Regions from separate parts of the Mus musculus genome. Here region 1 is linked to region 2. Evidence: chromatin contacts called from ENCODE Hi-C or POLR2A ChIA-PET data. All regions are on one chromosome and are shown on one strand. The core of a region is the stretch at or near the end of the contact, and the rest is flanking DNA. Distances in the headings are between cores, read along the strand shown. Region 1 holds the start of Map3k14 (mitogen-activated protein kinase kinase kinase 14). Region 2 holds the start of Gosr2 (golgi SNAP receptor complex member 2).

What was found. Hi-C counts contacts between places; a loop is a spot of excess contacts on that map. ChIA-PET counts read pairs that join two places held with the same protein, here RNA polymerase II (POLR2A).
Region 1: a map of Patski shows a loop between it and region 2 (3-fold over the local background). The contact joins the promoter of Map3k14 here to the promoter of Gosr2 in region 2. A Hi-C loop is called at or near these places in 1 of 37 maps with a recorded cell type or tissue (Patski). POLR2A ChIA-PET finds 5 or more read pairs at or near these places in 1 of 5 experiments (Patski).

The regions. Positions count from the first base shown.
Region 1 is chr11:103,264,857-103,268,793 of GRCm38, forward strand. It overlaps Map3k14 (mitogen-activated protein kinase kinase kinase 14), which reads right to left and starts at 2,545. Exons shown (of 16, transcript NM_016896.3): 1 at 2,482-2,545.
Region 2 is chr11:103,695,438-103,699,020 of GRCm38, forward strand. Gosr2 (golgi SNAP receptor complex member 2) reads right to left here and starts at 2,286. Exons shown (of 6, transcript NM_019650.4): 1 at 2,193-2,286. The coding sequence starts at 2,221. C130046K22Rik (RIKEN cDNA C130046K22 gene) reads left to right here and starts at 2,287. Exons shown (of 3, transcript NR_102389.1): 1 at 2,287-2,435.

The sequences.
Region 1 (3,937 bases), core at 1,295-3,794, 430 kb before region 2:
ATTAATCACGAAAGCAGAATTTTAGTTGCATTTTAACCTTTTGCCAGGAAAAAAAGAAAAAAAAAGCATCTAGCCGATGGGTGCTATCGGAGGAGCCGTCTGTCTGTCTGTCTGTCTGCATGTGCAGCGAGCTGACCTGCTACTGGGTCTGAATTCAGTTTTCAGTTTTCTTTTTTCTTCTTGGGGGGAAAAATCTGTCAAGCCAATCAGGTCTTCCCGGGGGAGAAGCACCTGTAAGAAGCCCATGTGCTGTCCACTGAGACAAGAAGTTAAAAATAAATAGATAAATACAAAATTAAAAAAAAAAGAAACTAAAAGTGACTTCACAGGCAAACTCTTAAGACAAGGGGGGGGGGGGATGGCCTAAAGGAACAAGCGTAGATCTGAGCTTTTATCCGTTTTACATCCGACCGATCTCCTCCCAGCCCCTAGCTCAGAATGGACCCTAGAACTCACCAAAAATCTCACAACAGTTGTCTGGGGTGGAGCAACCAATCAGGGCGAGCCCTGTCCTCTCCAGCCCGAGCCGATCACAAAGGAATCTGTGTTCATCAGGGGAACCAAAATGAGGAACCACACTCCTATCTGCCAAGAATGAATGGCAAAACCAGGCAGGTTTTTTTTTTTTTTTTTGAGATAAAGGTTCATTTGGCAGAGTCTCTGTCTGTGGTGCCACTCCCACAAACTCTAACAGACACCAGAGGCAAACAAAACAAAACAAAACAAAACAAAACAAAACAAAAAAACCAACAACCTTCAGAACTGCTCCATCCACCCCAAAAACAATCCGAAAATGACCTGAAGCCTGAAGCCTGATCACGTAGTACTATTTGATTTCACAAACTTCTGGTATGTATTTCTGGGTATGTACAGCTGGGCACTTATTTCTAAAATTAAAGTCAGACATACTAACTATTATTATGAGCTGTTCTGAGAAATTTATCACACTCTTCCAAATAAATCAGGATGTCTTCTTTCTTTCTTTTTCCTCTCTGGTGCTCTGAGACAGGGCCTTGCTATGAAGCCCTGACAGGCTTCAAAGTCACAACAAATCCTCCTTGTCCCAGCCTCCCAGTGATGGATTACAGGTGTGTGCCACCATGCCTAGTTTTCAAGATGTCTTAAGGGCGTCTGAAAAACTCATAAAGCTGGCATCCATCCAAAGGAATTGCCTTTGACATCACTTTAAATACAAGAGGAAATACACACATACATCATAAGCAAGTCAAGAGTCTTCAAAGCATCCTCTCACATTAACAGCAAAAAGATCACCCCAACCCCCCCCCCTTTCTCTATCAAAGTTAGGTTATGCTGTTCTTATTCAGGGATCTGGAGAACTCACCCTCACTCATGGCTCTGAGGCCACAGACGAGGCATATCATCCCTCACACCTGGTTCAGGTACTTCGCTTACCAACTGGACAACAGTCTATGCATCTGACCACACCTACCACTAAATGGGAAAGTTACTAAGCAAAACCCTGCAGAACTGAAGTTAGGAAACAATCCTCTAATCTTTCAGAGAGACTATGTTTCTAGATACTCGCCAGTGTTCCGAAGTCCACTGGTCATGGTGCCACTCCTCGTTCAGTTCATTCTTTTAGCGCCCTTAATCCAGTCATTAGTGTTCATTGTCTCCAATTAACAACAACAACAACAACAACAACATGTCATTAAGACACTGATATTTGAAACTTTTCTCCACTCATCCACTTGACAGCCCATGCACACCCCTATCCATCCTTTAGGGCTGTCAGCCATCTTTTAATCTCAACTGGGGGGTGGGGAGTGGAGGGGGGGAGGTCTGAAGTTAATGAACATGATGAGGTTCCAAAGCAGGTGGGAATCTCTGCCTCAGACAAATGTTTCTTTTCACTTGGTGACAGGTGGCTGAAAGTTGCCAGAGCCGGGAAGAGCTTCCAGGACGGGACTAGTACATATAAACAGATTCCAAAAGTTCCGAGTAGAACACAGAATTAGAGAAGGGTAAGGACCATCGAGGAGGGAGGACAGCACCATCAGCGACTAGCATTGCTCTACTGAGTGCCCAGAGCAGTGATCCTCTCAGAACAAGTGATCCCAAGCAGTTCAAAGGGAAAGGCTGCTCATGTCACTGCTAGGGCAGTGGAGCGATCACCTTCTCTTGGGGGACACTTAGGAGCCAGGTCTGCCAGTAGGGCGGCTGAACTCGATGGCACGGATGTTGGGGAAAGGGAAGCAGACAGTACCCGCGCGCGTTCCGGGCAAGCGTGTGACCCGTGGGTGCGCGGCCTGGAGGTTCTAGGCGAGCACGGCGTTTCGAGCGTGGCGCTGATGGCGCTGAGCGTGCGAGCGGGTTAGACCGTAGTCACCCGGCCACCCCTCCCAGCCATCCCTCGTGGACAGCCCGGCTGCAACCCAGTCCCCGCCTGGGAGGCGCCCCTTCCCCGCCCGCTCCCTCGGCGTCCCGCTTTAGGACTCGGGGTTCTGCCCAGTCACCTACCGGCGGAGCGCCGTTGTCCTCAAACAAGCGAGTGTGGCGCTTCGCTGGCCAGCGATCGCTCCGGGCCCCTGCTGCCCCTCCTCGACCACGCCCCCGTGCCTATCCCCGCCCCGGGCCACGCCTCCCCCCGTGGCTGCGACTTTGCTAGCTTCCCGCCTCCTTTCTTTGGCCGCACCGCGACCCTTGATCCCACCCATTCCTATAAGTTAGCCAATAAAACGCCTTGATCCGGTCGGCCTGCCGGCCACTCCTCAGCAGCGATTGGCTAGCGAGGCCTCCCCAAAATGGGCACTGTTTCCGGCCAGGGTATCCAGCGCCGAAGGCTGGGTGGATGGGCGGTCTGTAGGCGAAGGAGGCCAGGGTGTTGGTTGAACTACACATGCGCTCTCGCCTTCTGGCAAATCTTACGGGCTGCATTCTTTTTGAGGTTACGGGAAGGAAGGGCGACTGTACGCATGCGTGGGCATTCCCGGCTTCGGCTTTGGTTACCTTGGAGACGGCGGGGCGCTCTCGCTCTGAGGTCTTGGGTTTCTCTGCTTTCTGCTTGAGGGCGAGGCTGCTTCGTGGGGGCCTGGTGGGGCCAGAAACATTTTTATGGAGCACGTAGAGTGAGCCCGGTTCTGTAAAGTGTGTGGAGATGAGGTTGCTCTGCCTACCCTCGAGAAGTGTGGGGAGCCAAAGGCCTATGTAGGACAGACCGGGTGTTGAAACGCTCTAAGGGAGTGTGCAGATGTGGTACAGTCTCCTTCCACCCCGAGAAGCTTCATGGTGTGTGTGCTGAGCACGGGATCCATTCTAAACTACAGAGTCAGGAAGACTTGGTCTTTGAAAACGTGCTCTCTACAGTGCCCTTTTTATGGGGCCGGGAAAGAGTGTAGGGAATTTATGGATTTTTTTTTTCTTTTCTAACTTTGCTAATGGGCTTCCTACTGTACCACAAGCTTCTGTTTACTGGTAATAAGAAATTACAAATATGTGTTTTTTAAAAAAATGTTTCCAGAATAAAAGATGCGCTGCGACCTTAGAGACTCTGCAAGGAATCCTAACTGCAGATGCAGGGACTGGTGGTATGGTGGGAGTGGCAGCCATATTCTTGGCTGGTTTGAGAAATAAGGAACGGCCTGTCTGGAAAGGTTTGAGCCAGGGCCAGACCACTGTCTGCTTGTGACCACTTTGCAGACCTAGCTTCTTTCTGGAGACAAGTTCAAGCCGACATCTGTTGTTGGACACCGAGAAAGGCCATTCATTTAGACAATGTGGAAACCCCACAACCTGGCCTGCATTCAGGAGGCTGAGGCAGGAGGATGACAAGTTTGAAGCTAGTCTGAGCTGCATAGCCTGACTTCTATGTGGAAACAAAGCCAACTAGATGAGAACCTGAGAGACTCACCCCTCTCCCCTGGGCCAGAAATATGTTAGAGCAAAGCCTGCAGTTGCCCATAGTCCATTGTTACGT
Region 2 (3,583 bases), core at 1,036-3,535:
ACAGTAACAAGTTAAACTGCCGTTGCTTTTAAACTAATGAGAGTGGTGGTATATCCGTAATCCCAACAGCTCGAGAGACAGAGGCAGGTGGATCTCTAAGAGTTCCAGGCCAGTCTAGTTTTCATAGTGAGTCCCAGGTCAGCCAGGGCTACAAAGTGAGACTCTACCTCAAACAAACAAACGGATGAAGAAAGAAAAGGACGAATGAACAGAGGAAGAGAGGGAGGGAGGTTGGTTGATTGGTTGGGAGGGACTGGATCAGACAGGATGGGACATGACGGGAAGGAAGGGAGGAAGTTAGTAAGTAGTGGATATAGTGGTGCTCACCTGTCATCTTAGCACACAGGACAAAGAAGCAGGTGGACTGTAAGTTCAAGGCCAGTCTAAGCTACACCACAACTTATAGGCTAACCTCAGCTATGTAATAGAATCCCATCTTGAATGTACACACACCCACACAACACATACACGCCCACAGTTTTCACATGCACTTGGTTATTGTCACGTCTTCCACTCTACCTCCATAGCTAGTCTTTACCTCCTAAGGCAAGCTGACAAACTGATCTTGAGATAATAATTCTTAAAACTAACTACTGAGTAAAACCACCAGAAAAGCCTGCGTGATCACTCCAGAGCTGTTTGTGTCTGAGACCTACTTACTCCAAACTATCTAAAGATGAATTCCAGGATGGCAGCTAGACAACACAAGGGACAAATGTATCTTTTATGAACATGAGTACCCAAAATGGAAGCCTACTGGATTCTCTTTAAAGCTCATCCTAGTAGAATATTGCTAATGTAAAACATCCTGTCTTTCTTTCTTTCTTTTTTTTTTGTTTTGTTCATCCACTCAGTGCTCAGGACTTTTCCAGCTATATGACTTTAAATAATCGATTTTATGTCAACGTACCTTCACAGTTAGAGATAATCACAGAATCAGTTCAAAGTTCTAGTGAGACGAGTATGTTCTGACACTGTTCTGTCAATTCAGCAACTAGCAGATTAACTCACCGCTCTGCTAGGTCCATGTGTCTTGCTATGGAAAGGATCCGTTCTTAGTAAATGAGGGCAATTTTCTGCCTCATTCCTTTTCCACGTGACTCACAGGATAGTCTTTTAAAATCTCTTCCTACACTTATTATATAATATGCAAATTGTCATTACAATGTAGTTTATTTTCCCCCACCCAAATCAAACATTTTGTTGACAAAAGTAAAAAGGGGGATTGGAGAGATGGCTCAGAGGTTAAGAGCACTGACTGCTCTTCCGAAGGTCCTGAGTTCAATTCCCAGCAACCACATGGTGGCTCACAACCATTTGCAATGAGATCTGATGCCCTCTTCTGAGGTGTCTGAAGACAGCTACAGTGTACTTACATATAATAAACAAATTTAAAAAAAAAAAAGGTAAAAAGAGAATAACCACCATCTTATTTCCATTCTTTTTGTTATGAGTTTCCTGGGGAGGCAGGATGACTAGTTTATGTCATTTTTCAGGCCCAAGGAATAAGATTTTTCAGTGCTGTCATACAATCAATAGAAAGTTCTTAAACTAACATAGGTATGTGGCCCCTCATGGTGTCTAGCTGCATAACACTGCAAGTTCCCAAAACAAAGGACGGTATGGAAAAAAAAAAAAAAAAAAAAAAAAAAGGACCCACCAAGGAAACTTAGTTATGAAAAGCTAATCTAAGACTCAATTTCAATTTCCTTAAGGCTAACTTGTAATCAGATATGACTCACAAAAATAGTCACTAGTTACCTGCCCGTCTTTGTGTCACAAAAATAAGTTCTTTAAATGTCCAATCAAGTACACAAAATACTTCTTTCGTACAACCCCTGACACTCCCACTTAAGCAATAGATTCATAGACACAAGCCTCGGCAACAGTTTTCTCTGTTCTCTAAGCTCTACCAACCCGGAGGACTAAGCTGGCAGGTGCTGGATCAAGTGCTGTAACCTAGGGGCGCTGCTTTCCCTTGCCAATAGGCAGTCACGGCTTGCGGCCAAGAGCTACCGGGCCCAAGCCTTCGCGCCCCGGCTCGATCCCCTTCGGCTAAGAGCATCGCACCAGGGGCTAAGAGATGCGGAGCAGCCCGAGCGGAAACCTCCACAATGACAGTCCCCAGAGCCCCGAGCCCTAGGGGCCGCAGCCCGGGCGGAGCCCAGCCCGCTCCCCGACGCAGCCCTCACTTGTTCGTTTGTTGGTATAGGGGCTCCATGACGCCGGCCTAGCCGGCCTGCGGCTTCCTCGGAACACGTCCTCACAACCCCACTTCCGGCTTCCGGTCTCAGGGCCCGCCCTGCTGAGTAGGGCGCCCGCGAGTGTGCCTGTCCCGTGGTGGTTGTGAGGTCGGAGACGGGGTTGCGCGGAAGGAAAGCGGGACGCGAGGGATGGGTGTGGCTCCGGGCCGGAGCTCGCGGAGAGCGGCGGGGGTGAGTTTTTTGCTAAAGTCCAGCTCCGGGATTGAATCAGGTAGCGGAGAGGACGGTCGCGAGGCACTGACGTCAGAGCCTCCCCCGAGAAGTCGCCGGCGACTCTCTACGTCGCTCTCCGCCCCGCGGTCGGGCTTGGCTTCTCCTTGGAGTGTGTAATTACAGGTCTGGGGAATCTCACTTCCTCACGACGCGTGCTTTTCCTGCCTCGAACTAGTCCGCCCACTAGTCTTCCCATCTCCGGCTCATTTTTAGTAAACCCACAGTGAGTGAGTGGTTAGCATATGACGTGGAACAACCAAAATTTCCCTGTTCTTCAAGAGGTTGGACTAGAGAAGGAACTACGATCTGTATACAAATAAACATTCCAAATAAGTACAAAGATAATGGTAGAACATCCAAATAAATACAAAGATAATGAGCTGGGCTGGTGTTGTGGTCAATAGGAAATTGTTTTTAAAGACATGAAGGGCGGGTGACATTTGGATTAGGACTTGGAAAGGTTCAAACACTTGTCTTCACCTAGGCCCATCTCATTTCCATCCATCTAGGTTCTTATCTACAGTTCCTCCCAAGGGAGGAGTTGTTCCTCTTCCTTTGGTGAGCTGAAGCTTGGATTTTCCTGTATCCTGCATCCCTCCCAGTTTTATGTCCCAAGAGACTGCCCGCCCATATTCATTCTTTCCCTAACATTACATTTCCCAGTTCCACTCCCATTTATTGAACATCTACTATGCACCATGCACAGATATGTAGGATAGGAACCCAGGTAAAACACATTCCTGGTGTTTCGCTGTCTATTGAGAAAGTCCTTATTTTAAAGCTGAATTAACAATCAACATTTAGGGTATGACTAAGGACCATTTGCCTGGAGAAGAGCAGTAGGGGTTCATGGATCAAGAAAGCATGGGGGGCCTTCAAGAACCGATAGAGGGTTTGTGGGAATGGTGCACTTTAGCTAAGGTTGAGTAGCGTGGGGGCGGGGCATAGATAAAAGGCTGTATCCTTAGTTTTTTAGTACTTTGCTGGTGAGGGATGCACAGGGAAGTATGTATATGTGTGCTTGTGTGTGTCTCAGTAGAATTGTCTCTGACTTGTGTGAGGTCCCAGGTCAAATCTTTGTGGGTCTTTGCTCTATAGGCATTTTG